Regions from separate parts of the Homo sapiens genome. Here regions 2 and 3 are each linked to region 1. A link is a loop called in an ENCODE intact Hi-C map of the cell type or tissue named here. Cell type or tissue: B cell. All regions are shown on one strand.

Region 1 (4,000 bases):
ATTTTTAAAGGATCTGGATGAAGTGCGAATAGGAGTTCTTAGACACCTGTATGATTTTCTAAAGGTAGGAAGAAGGGTTAAAAGCAAAAAACAAGCCTCCTCTCTCCGAATCAAATTTGTGAAGCCCTGGATGTCTATGGTGTCAGTGAAAAAAACAATGCAGTTTTTAGCTTTCTTTAGCTGAAATGTACCATCCATAATCTTAAAGTGGATGTTCTTTCAGTGATGGGTAAATATTTTAAACTTTTTTCTCCTCATTTTCCTGTCCATTAGAGTTTTAATTCTGTGGAAGATGGTAGACACAAAGCCTAGCACACTCTTTGCAAAAGAAGAAATCAAGGCCCCCAGGTAGTGACCTGACTTGCCCAGAAGTCACCCAGGGGAAGAGCCTGGGCTGAAGTCCAACCTCTGTTCTGCATGAAGCACTTTTTCTGCAAGTCGCTGCTGCTTCCCTTCTGGCTTCCCCCCCTCCCCCCCAAACGAACGATGAATATAAAAAATAAGAGTTTAAAAATGACCTAGAGAAACTAATTACTCTCATCCACATGACCAAGAGCTGCCCTTCACGGACTCTGGTGTGCGCTGCTCCAGCTGAGTCTCTCCTCTCCTGGTGCCGAGCAGCCTCGCTCCCTGGGAAGCGGCAGTGGCACACTGTCTTCCAAACACACACAGACTGGGTTTTTGTTTGTCTGTTTTTTTGTTTTTAGATAGGAAATTACTAAAGCAGGAAGACCTCAGGGGCATTCAGAAATACATAATAAGCACATGTCCTAGCCAGGGGAAAAGGTTGGAGGTGTTCAGGGATGCATTTGATGTCAGTGTACAGCAGTGTTCATTCGCAGCCACGCTGCGTGATAGATGACGAGGTGTAGGGGAAATGCAAAAGTTCTTGCCAGTGACAAATGTATAATTGGAAGTGGAATAAAAGGGGGCATTTGGGGTCATTTTGAAGGATTATACATGTTTGTTTATATATACATTTTTAAAAAATAGTTGCTTCATGAAGACAAGAGGAGAGACTATCTTTATCAGCTTCAAGAATTTGTAGTGACTGATAACAGCAGGAATTGGAGGTTTCGATATGAACTAGCAGAGTAAGTAAAAACATATTTGGGGATATGAGAAAGCAAACTAGATGGAATAAATCTTAATTTTCTTACCATATAATTGATTTCTAAAGCAGCAGCAATAGTGTTCTTTTAGATAAAGAGATTATGTTTTTATTAAGGTATAAACAGAATTCCAAAAACCCTGAGTTACAAATACCACAGTCTCCGGGGAGACATTCATTTTCAGATGAAGACAGGGCTTGAGTCACTTTCGAATTAGAGTGTTCTGCTGTTCTAGAAGGCAATTTATTTGAACCAAATAAAAGATGAATCACCCACTCTTCAGTGTTTTCCTATTAATCGGAGCAGTTTTTACCAGAGCTTTCCTGAACATTCTGAGTGTGGTCCTCTCCGTAGGGTACAGCATGCTTAATGCCCTTTAGCTACTGTGGGAGACAGGAAGGGGTCTAACCCAGATGAGATGATTATGAAACAAAAAGGTTCCCCAAGGTGGCTCCTATCTGCACATCATTTTGTGCCTGAAGGAGTTATTTAATTCTGTCTTGAGCTGGCAAAAGGAATGTTCCAGGCTTTAGTGATGATGAAAGGGTGGAAGCATCAGTTTAAATAACTCCCCTTCCTAAGGTATATAATGTGCCTTTCACGGTGTGGAGGGAATTTGTTTGTGGCAGTTGTTGTTTGGGTTTTAGTTTTTACCTTGTTTTCATTTCGGTGTCTTTAGTTTTCATTTTTCTCATCCACAACTAGAAATCTCTCAAATAATTGTCTTCCCTGAATAAATTCATCAGGCTTTTGCAGCTATTCAGGATATGATTTGGCTGATGCCAGGGGCAAACCGAAAGCCTTTCTCTTTGCTGTGGTCTTTAATCATTCTGCTTAATTTGAGAGATTGAGGTTTCAGTCATTTTACCATGTTCCCAGCATCCTGTTCTGAGTCGAGAAAAACAGGCCCACGTTTTCCATGAAAGCAGTGCGACCTCTAGCGGCGGCGCACGGGAAGTAGGCGCGCTCGGTGCCCGGCGGGGCTTCCCCGGGTGGTTGCGCGGCCCCAGTGCCCGACCACGTTATCTAGCCCCCTACGCGCCCTATCTCCCATCTCCCGGCTTATTGAAGCCACAGCGACTGATATGAATTCTGTGCTCCGGTGCCCATGATATTGGTATCATGTTTTTGAAAACGGTGCTTTTTGATATGAAAGTATTCACCAGCACTCCGGGCTTCTGGTTCTAACTTCCTCCCCATCTCTTTTTCATTTCCTTTCGTTGCCTGGGTGAAAGCAATGTCATTTATTTTCATGCCCTTCTCCCCATCCCCATTTAGAAAGTAGTGAAAGCTTTGGTAGTGGGTTTTCGCAGCCAGCCGTCTCCTGCATGCTTTTGTCTTTCGGAGTAAGGAGCACGCGCTCCCAGTTCTCTCCAAGCGGACCTCGCTGCAGTGAAACCACCTCGTGCTGCCAAGAGCCGCGAGCAGGAGCATCCGGTTCGGTTTGCAGTCGGAGAAACGCCGGGGCGGTCGTGCAATCTCAGAGTGTTCGCTTGATCTGTTGACCTTTGTGAACTTCAACATTCTGGCTATTTTTATGTTATCTGATTTTTAAAGTTTTATGTGCTTTTCAACTGATAACCTAAAATTGAAATATTAAATCTGTATTCATAAATTTCTCAGCCTCTATTTTACAGAGTTTATTTCCTTTTTGTTTGATTTGTATGTGTGTGAGATGAAGAATTAAAATTTTGTTCACATTTTTTTTGCATGGTCATTTTGCTCAGCTTTCTGCTGTTGGCATTTTACTGAAGACCGAAATCTTGCTGGGTCTTTTGCTGTTCATTTCCCAGCCTGGCTATTTTTATCTGTAAGATGAAATAACAGTAAAAAGAAATCAATAATTTTGTTTTTTTGCCCAAAAATAATGTTTTTTTTGTTGTTGTTTTTGTTGTTGTTGTTTTCCTTTTAATTTCAGACAGCTGATACTGATTCTGGAACTCTATAGTCCCAATGATGTTTATGATTACCTAATGCACATTGCCTTAAAGTTGTGTGCAGATCAAGTTTCTGAAGTTCGGTGGATCTCCTTCAAACTAGTAAGGAATCAGGGCATTTGCTCTGTGATTTTTACAAATAGGAATGTTGATGTATCTTCCATTTTAACTCTTTTAATTTTTCTGGGCTTACTTTGTCAGCTAACCTATGAAACTAGCTTTTAAAATTTGAAATTAGGAACTATATTATAGTTTTATCAATTTGTAGGATAGCTTTTTTTGTTATATGTTTCAGTGACGGCAATTGTGGAGTAATCCTTTTATATATGAAACTCTTTAAGCCATAGGTTAGTGTTTTTAAAATACAGGTTGATTTACAGCTTGGTTTTGTAGAAAAATATTTAGTGAGCAAAGACTCTGCTGTAGAAAAGCTGATCCTATTTTTTTATGTGGGCTTTACACCAGCTGAATACTGATGAAAAAAAATCACATTTGACAATATTGATTTTAAGATACTCTGATGGTATTAAAATTTTATAAAAATGACATGTTCTGAAAGGTAATGATTTAGTTATTAAGCAAGGGGACATGCTCTAAAATTTGGAACCTTAAGATTAAGAATGTATTTTTCTAATGTCAGTCTCCTTTGAAGTTTCATTTTTATGAAGGGTTTTATGTGTGTGTGTGTATTGCCTATATTTAAACATCTTTTTTCTCTGTGTTCTAATGATGACCGTGACAAAAATTACTTTCTCCTGCGCCTATAAATTCATTTTAAAGGTGGAAGGATGCATAAAAATGTCTAGTTTCCGTGTAGAGTAGTATTCGTAATTCAAATAGATGGCAGCATTTTAAATGTGCTCTTTTGATGTTTTTCACAGGTCGTGGCAATTCTGCAGAAGTTCTATTCCAACAGTGAAAGTGCATTGGGGTTAAATTTCATCAATGAGC
Region 2 (4,000 bases), 620 kb before region 1:
GTACACGCGGCGGCCGCGGCTGCTCTCGGACTTGCCCCGCCAGGCAGACGCGCGAGTAGGCCGCGGAGTAGGCGGATCGGCAGCCTGGATCTCGGGGCTGGGGGGTCTGAGATGGATCTTGCGTCTGGCCCCGGAGGCAGGGGCTGCAGAGGCCGCCCGGCGGACTTGGGCTGCCCGGGTGGCAGAAGCGGCTGGGGCAGTGGGAGCCCCTGCGTCTGGCGCAGCTGGGGCGACATGGGCTGCCCGGGTCTCAGCAGCCGCAGGGGCGGCGGGAGCCTCAGGGGCCGCCCCGGCATCTGGATCGGCTGGGGCGTCAGGGGCCGCCCCGGAGTCGGGATCGGCTGGGGCGTCAGGGGCCGCCCCGGAGTCGGGATCGGCTGGGGCGGCAGGGGCTGCCCCGGAGTCGGGATCGGCTGCGAATGCCCCGGAGTCAGGATCGGCTGGTGCTGTCCCGGAGTCGGGATCTTCTGGGGTTGCCCCGGAGTCAGGATCGGCTGGGGCTGCAGGGGCTGCCCTGGCAGCGGTATCCGCTGAGGCTGCCCCGGCGGCAGGGGATCCGTACCCCGGAGAGGGTACTTTTCCTCCCTCCGCGGCATCAGCGGCTCCTTCCATCTCTGCTGCTTCCTCCTCAACTGGGGGTCTCTCTGCTCGCTCTCTCTTATCTGGGGCTCCGGAGACCTTGATGGGCGGGCCGTCAAGCGCGATTGGGGGGCTGTCCATGTTGACGGGAGTGTCGTCGACCCCAGCGGGGGCGCTGCCAATCTCGAACGGGGGTCCGGAGATCTCCATCCAGGGGCTGCTGCCCGTGAAGTTAGAAGGAGGTCTGACAGCCTCTTGGGATGGGCTGCCGATGGCGCCTGGGACCCAGAGGGGAGGCGCGTTCGCGGCGGGAGTGAGGCGGACCGCACTCGAGGCCGCGACTGCCGCGAACTGGCTGCTGCCGTCGACTTGTGCGATAACTCGGGAAAGCCCCGGGGGTGGGCTGTCGTCCCCAAATCCTTCTCCATCAAGCTCAAATGGCATAGTCTCCTCAGGGGGAGGGCTGTAGCCTCCTCTGGAGCCAGCCTTTGCAGGCCTGAGGGCTTGGGGCTCCTCGGGAGGAGCTCCGGGGACCCCTGCAGCACCTGGGCCTCCTGGAGCAAGGTCTGGGACCTGTAAGAGAAGTTGACTGCAGCCTCTCTGGGCAGGCTGGTCAAACTCAAAGGGCATAGCTTCTTCTGGTGGAGGGCTGTATCCTCCCAGGCCTGGTCTGGCACCACTGAAGGCTCCGGGCTCCATGAGTGCTGGGCCGAAGGCCTCAAGGCCTGCATGGACCCCACTGGGGAATCCAGGCTGCTCCAGTGTAGGCCAGAAGCCTCCCAAGCTGGGCTGTTCAGCCTCGAAGGGCATTGCTTCCTCAGGAGGTGGGCTGTAGCTTCCATGGGCTCCAGCTTCCCTGAATGCCGGGTTGAGGACCTGAAAGTTGGGTCTGGAGACCTCTGGGGGTCCACAGGCCTCGCCATCATTCTCGACGGGGATGGGCTCGTTGTGAGGCGGTTCGGTCTCCATCTCTTCGGCTGGGCTAGGCCCAGCACCGGGGGCAGCTGCCCCTGGGGCCTCCAAAGGTGGTTGCTCGGGCTGTTCCCCGATTTCAGGGGGGATATCGCGTTGTCCTGACATATTATTGCCGTAGAGGCAGTTGCGCACGCCCATAACACGGTGGCGGCCTCTCAAAATAAGTTTGGGGCTCCGTAAGATGGAGCACCCAACCGAACTAGGGTGAAAAAATTATTATTATTATTTTAAAATCAAAGTACCAGCTGGAAAGTTCACCGGCCTCACTTTCCAACCCTTGTGAGGTTGGGGGGTTCAAGGCCTGGAAGGAACCCTAGACTGAGGCTGAAGCAACTCAATTGTTGCTGGTGGAGTCTTGGCTCCTTCCTGGCCACTTTTCATGCCCCCAGGCTGCCCCCCAGCCCCTCTTCCTTGGTCTATCCTTACGCCCTCCTCTCTCTTTCTTTTTGCTCCAGGCCAGTCCCGCCTGCTTGGATCTGACGAGCGTGCCGATTCGGTCCGAAAATCGCCAGTAGCGCTCTCTCTCTGCCACCAGAGGACGCCGGTTCCAGTGCCGAGCTGGCTCCGGCTCCAGGAGCCTGCTCCTGGCGCCAGGGGCCCGGGACTTTGGGTAAGGGGGCTGGTGAGCGCAGGCCTCGCAGGGACGTTTTGGCTCCTTCCACTCCTCTCCCTGACTGATTTGGAGTCTTTCTCCTCGCTTCTCCGCTGGCCAGAGAAAGCGCTCCTGCGTTGCGGGACACGTGACGCAAGACGTGGGCCTCGGAACGCTGGAGTACAGGAGCTGAAACCCTCCCTCCCCAACCCAACCGACTCCTCGGGGGAGGGGGGACTGAAGAAGGATTTCATCACCCCAGGATACCCCTGAAACTCTGAGTCATAGCCCCCAGCCTCCAGGCAGCCCCGGATCTCAAGCCCCTAGTCCGGAGCGCAAGGCTTTTGGTGCCTGGGAAGGGGCGCAGGCACGCGTAGGGATGCGACAGGTGGTCGTGAGCCCACCAAAGAAGCAGAGAGAGGCGAGGGAGAGGGGATGCCGAGTATGCAAGCACGCAATTTGTTTTTTAAATGCCTTGGGTGTACTTTTTGCTGCTTTTGTTTGTCACTTGCTGAGGTTGGCTCCGGTAAAGCACTTTAACAGCCCCCACCCCCATCACACTCTAGGGGTCTCCGCAGTGGCCCACAGCGGCGCAAGCAGGGTGCTCTCTTGTTTATGTGGATGGTGACGCAGGGGAATAAGAAGGTCTCGGGTGCGTACCACCAAGAGCAAAGCCCCCTAGGGAGTAGCTGCGGCGGCACCAAGAGAGGGGTGGGGGGCGTGCTGCGCAGAGGAGGACCTCACAAAGCGGCCTCAGAGTTTCGCAGGTCCTGCTGTTCTAGGGAAGGGTTAAAGGGGATTTTGGTTGGGGTTTAATGCCGGTTTAGGGTGGTTTCGAGACTGGACAACGCTGTGCGCACTGAACCCACAGATAAATACCATGCCGCGCGGCAACCGGAGCTGAGGTGCGCTGCTCGCTGCTTCGGGCACCGGCCGCAGCGCTGGTCAGTCAGCTCCTTTAGCCCCACTACAGCCTGCCTCCAGCACCCTTCTAGCCCCTCTCCTCTCGCTCTGGGTATCTTAGGGTAGTCGCTTTACTTTTCTACTGCTAGAGCCCACTGAGGCGGCACTGAGCCCGCCAACCGGCCACAAACCCGGCGGTTGCCCGCGCAGCTGCGCTCCCGCTACCATGCTGCGGTGAGCTCAGAGCTAGCCAAAGGTAAATGCCCACACCACCTGGTGGCCTTGATGTGTGCACATGCTATGCTCTGGTCTGGGGTCTGCAGAGGGATTGGAACCCGGGAGAAAAGCTGCTGTAAGGGGGTCACATAAAACTCGGCAGGTGCGCATCAGGTCGGTCTCACCAGTGAGACAGATTGGCGAGCCACGTCTAGGCACAGAGCAACTGGGCAGGAGGCAGGGGGTCATCTGACCTGCAGAACCCTGGGGGAGGGGAGGCTGGATGAGTTACACAGGGCGGGCTGCAGCAAGCAGGGCGCACGGCACGGGCTGCTGTATAAGAGCTGCAGGCGGGCGAACCACCGCAAGTTGCGATCCCGTTTAGTCTAATGCATCCCTCTTAGAGCCAGGGTACCACAGGCACCGTGCATCCTTGCACCCCTGCATCCACCATCCATGTGGCCACGCAGCACGGAAGGAGGCGAACACAGTTGGACCCTGGGAAACGTTTGGGATCCCCCAAAGATATATCGCTTTAGCTCTATGGGTCTACACACTTCCAGATGTCAACACTGAACTTTGATTCAAACTTTGGCCAACTACACCCACGCAAGACGGCTTAACCACTTGAGCATCCACTGAATGGCCCAACTGGGTCCCAACACCAACTCACTCCCCTCCGACCCCAGCGCCGGGTCAGCCATTGGGCAGGGGTCATGCCAATCAAGGCTGCCT
Region 3 (4,000 bases), 600 kb before region 1:
CACCTTTCCCCAGCTCTGCGCGTACCGCGCTCTTTGGAAACGAATTGTAAGTTATCCTGATGTTAGACGCGACCCCCGTCTCCAGCCTGTCCCTTGTTCCGCTTTACCTTTCCACTTGCGACGATCTCGAGGGCCTCCAGAGGTCCTGCGCAAACAGCCCAGGACGTCTCCTGCTAAGCCGCATGCAGCCTGGCCACCCGACCAGCTGCGCCAAAAGCTTGGCAATACCCCGACGTGACCATGCCTGTGCGTTCAACCCTGGTAGCCCGTAGGGGCATCCCCAAGGGTCCCCTTACCTCCTCTACCTTTCCCCCAGGTACTTTCCCCTAACCGCCCGCCGCCGGGAGAGGTCAGCTCCGGCGCGCGCGGGCAGGTGCGCACGCTCTTTGAGGCGGTCTCTGTCCCGCGAGCGACGGGAGGCGGGCTGTGGCGGCCAAGGCTGGCGCACGGCAGCTGGAGGCACTGGCGCGGAGGTCCCGCGGCTTAATTGTCAGCTCTGGGACCTGGGCTCCGGCTCTGAGCTGCTTAGGCGCCGCGCGCGCGTGACTTCCCTCCCGGGTGGTCAGTCTCTAGAGTTCTCGCCCATTCCCATTCAGATTACTTTCCGCACATTTCAACGGTGTCTCTACAGCGCGGCTGCTCTCACATCGTGAAAGTTGGCGCGCGCACCTCCGAACCACATTTTGGACACCTGAGAAGGCCAACTTATTTGAGACTAGTCTTTCTAGGAGGAAGAAAAGCGCGCAAAACAAGTGACTTACCAATGCCGTTTGGGTGTGCAGCTCCAAATCTGGGGTGCGTTCGGGATTCAGTCGCGTAGCCGGGGCACCAGCTCGGAGACCTCAGGTTGTCTCCAGCGGGACGCACGGCGTGCGCCCCGCCGTCCAACAAGCCTTTGGCCACCAGGGCGCCCCTGGCATCCTGGGAAGTTTGGGGGAGCCCTCGCCGCCTCACCCTGACCCCCGATCCCAGGCTGACCAGCTGAGCCTCCTCTCTTCCCACTCGCCCCTGACCTGCCTTTCCTTCTCACCTCCTTTCCACCTGCGCTGCTCCCACACCGCCCTCAGGCTCCCCAGTTTAGCGGTGGGCAACTAACCTGAATCCATGAAAACAAGGAGAATCTGGACGGCGTCCTCCATTAGTGACGCCGGATGGGGATGGGTCCCTTTTTGGAAGGGGACTCCGGGGACGCGTCACGGCGGGTGGGCTTCTTTGGCTTGCAGCGACGCCGCTGCTTCTCCTCCTTGGGCTCCTTCGACTCTTCGGGGTCCCTTGGATCTTTGTCCTCGGGCTTGAGCTCCTCCCCTTCCCTGGGGCTCTGGGGCTCCTGAGTGCTGGGCGGCGCGCGACTTGGGGAGGCGTCGGGGCTTCGCAACTTGAGAGCGTGCAGACGCTGGGTGAGGGACTGGCCGAAGGTGGAGTGCTTGGGCACCACCGGGCCGCGATCGTCTTCAGGCTCGGTCTCGGGCTCAGTGGTGGGGGCGGTCTCAGGCTCGGTCTCGAAGTCGGTCTCGGACTCGATTTCGGACTCGGTCTCGCTCTCGGTCTCGTAGTCGAACTCTTCCTCGTACTCTAGGCACTCGGGGAGGGACAGCTCAAGGTCTGCCTCCTCGTGCTCGTGGTCAGATTCCGATTCGGGGGACTCAGGGAATACCTGGGCGCCGGAGCGGTGGTGGGCGTTAAGGAAGCTCCGGCGCTGTTGGGCAGCCGCGCGCTGCTGGGCACGGGCGTTGGAGGTGGCAAGGGCGCGGAGGAGCGCGATGGAGCAGGAGAGCCAGAGGAGCGCGGTGGCTGCCCGGCGGCCTATGGGCGGGCACAGGTCGTTGTAATTATGGCGAGCTCGGCGCCACTGCTGAGCCCGGGACCTCCGATCCATCCTCTTAGGCACACACCGAGAAGCCGGCCTGCCCTCTGGCTCTGCAGAGAGTGGCTCCGAAGCACATTGGCTGCTGGAGCCGGGAAAGGTACACCCTATGAGGTGAGAAGCTGGCCCGGAGGTCCCAGCCTCACCTCCTTGTGAGGAGAAAAAGGGAAGCACCTACCTTCCTGACCACTTAAGAACTTTCTAAAGCTCCGCGCCTTGCTTGCCTCTCTGAGCAAGAAGAAGGGATGGGAAAAAAGGGGAAAGTTCTGTCTCCTCCCGGGCTCCTCTCGCTGAGTCTTAGATTCCGCAGCCTAAGACTCGAGAGAGGTGCCTCCGCCGGTCCTCTTGCCTGGGAGAGGACAGAGGAGACTGAGGCGAGGAGGGACGGGCAGTGAGGTTCTGCGAAGTTGCGCGCCCGGACTTCTGCCGGGCATGTGCAGTAAGGAGGTGGGGGCCACCTCCCCGCGAGCTGCGTGGTGGCGCCGAGCCTGTGGCGCAGACCCTAGTGGGCCGGCAGGTGGCAGGAGGGAACCTTGTTTGAAAGGATTTGGGCGAAGCGATGGGCGGGGGGCCTGGCGGGTGGCAAGGAGCAAGCGGCAAGCTAGCCCCAGGTCCAGTACTTGGGCAGGTGGGCGCAGGCTCCCGTGGGGTCGTGCCCCTCCCCAGTTTCCCCAGTTATTGGGGAAATAAACACAGCCTGGGAGCAGCTAAAAACCCAGAACCCCAAATAGCAAATATTCAGGGGAATGAGGGTCTGTCTATACACGAGTATTAAGCCTCTAGCATTTTCCAATGGCTTAATAGTTTGAGGATGGTAACTTCGGGCAGCCATTAATCATGAAACTACCTTTAGCAGATCTGTTATAGTGACTGTAATTAGAAAAGTTTCCAAACAATACGTGCTCAAACAGTCTGAATTGGCTAATTACCTCATCTTCTTCAACAAGGGCCCCCACGGTTGAGGTAGTAGTTTGCAAGTCTGCAAGCCCATCTGAGGACTGCCCTGAGCTCGATTGAGCTGAGAAGGTGGTGCTGGAAGTGGACTGGAGCTGAGAGCATGGGTAAAGGGAAGTCTTTCCTGCGCTCTCAGTTCACACAACCACTTCTCTCCTGCGGGGCAGTTCAGGGTGACACGGAATCCTCACTGGAGGCCCCTTACAGCCATTTCCTAGGTAGGTTTTTTTTTTTTTTTTTTTTTTTTTGAGACAGAATCTTGCTCTGTCACCCAAGCTGGAGTGCACTGATGTGATCTTGGGTCACTGCAACCTCTGCCTCCTGGCTTCAAGAGATTCTCCTACCTAAGCCTCCTGAGTAGCTGGGATTACAGGCGTGCACCACTACGCTCGGCTAATTTTTGTAGTTTTAGTAGAGAGGGGTTTCGCCATATTGGCCAGGCTGGTTTCAAACTCCTGACCTCAAGTGATCCGCCCGCCTCGGCCTCCCAAAGTGCTGGGATTACAGGCGTGAGCCACCGCGCCCGGCTCCTAGATAGGTTTTTAACAAAGGTAACTCAGCAATACTCATTGGGTGCCTTGCATGTGCCAAGCTGTGTTTTAGGTGCTGAAGGTAGAGTAGTGAACAACAACAACAAAAGTATTGTATTAAGGAAAGGATATTTTGGATTAATTTGCTGTGAATCAGGAGATTGAATCAGTCAGAATCCCTCTGTACCCACCAACATTGTTTAATCTAGCTTGAATTCCACATGAGAAAATGATTGGATCAGGGCTAGGGGGCGGTCAGACACCACTAGATCGTGTTGTTGTACTCTGCAAGGCTGAAGATTTGGAGTAAATAGTGCCGCTCTTTCTTGGCCCTAGAAAATCAAATGATGGCCTACAGGAGGAGATCCCTACAGTGGGAGCTAACCTGGCTGCTGCTTTTGAGGTGTGCGTGTCTTCAGTCTGGCCCTCCATGATGATTATGGGGTGCCTTTTTGGCCATAGTGACAAGTCCAAAGGCGAAACAACTCAGAGCAAAGCCATCATCCTAAAATCCCTGGGAGTATCAAGAAGGTTGTTTCACTTAGGACACATGTCATGGGTTGTGGTCCTTTTCTCCTTCTTGAGTCAGTATGGGGAATCTTAAAAAAAGAGGCTCTACCACTGGGTGGCCCACCAGGCCCTCCTGGTACTG

The links. Peaks named below come from ENCODE experiments on the same cell type or tissue, not always from the same donor. Only the 100,000 strongest peaks of a DNase experiment are listed, where the experiment ranks them.
Region 2: a loop joins it to region 1, with 22 times the contacts of the local background. A loop is called at or near these places in 50 of 110 quality-filtered maps.
Region 3: it touches region 1 in a loop (10-fold over the local background); 44 of 110 quality-filtered maps call a loop at or near these places.

Annotation. Positions count from the first base shown.
Region 1 is chr20:58,235,305-58,239,304 of GRCh38, reverse strand. It overlaps the pseudogene PPP4R1L. Among named protein-coding and RNA genes, the nearest start is that of ANKRD60, 8.7 kb to the right of the region's middle. RefSeq lists a silencer at 2,131-2,180. In B cell, CTCF peaks have their summits at 1,840 and 2,046 (motif pointing left); a DNase peak (open chromatin) is centred at 2,074; H3K4me3 peaks cover 633 bases; H3K27ac peaks cover 1,262 bases.
Region 2 is chr20:58,850,958-58,854,957 of GRCh38, reverse strand. It overlaps a transcript of GNAS not described here. Among named protein-coding and RNA genes, the nearest start is that of MIR298, 35 kb to the right of the region's middle. RefSeq lists enhancers at 1-367, 2,301-2,400. In B cell, a CTCF peak has its summit at 2,095 (motif pointing right); DNase peaks (open chromatin) are centred at 587, 1,097, 2,087 and 3,137; H3K4me3 peaks cover 2,752 bases; H3K27me3 peaks cover 3,635 bases.
Region 3 is chr20:58,837,983-58,841,982 of GRCh38, reverse strand. It overlaps GNAS-AS1 and a transcript of GNAS not described here. Among named protein-coding and RNA genes, the nearest start is that of MIR298, 22 kb to the right of the region's middle. In B cell, CTCF peaks have their summits at 2,166 and 2,366 (motif pointing right); DNase peaks (open chromatin) are centred at 1,642 and 2,372; H3K27me3 peaks cover 1,227 bases.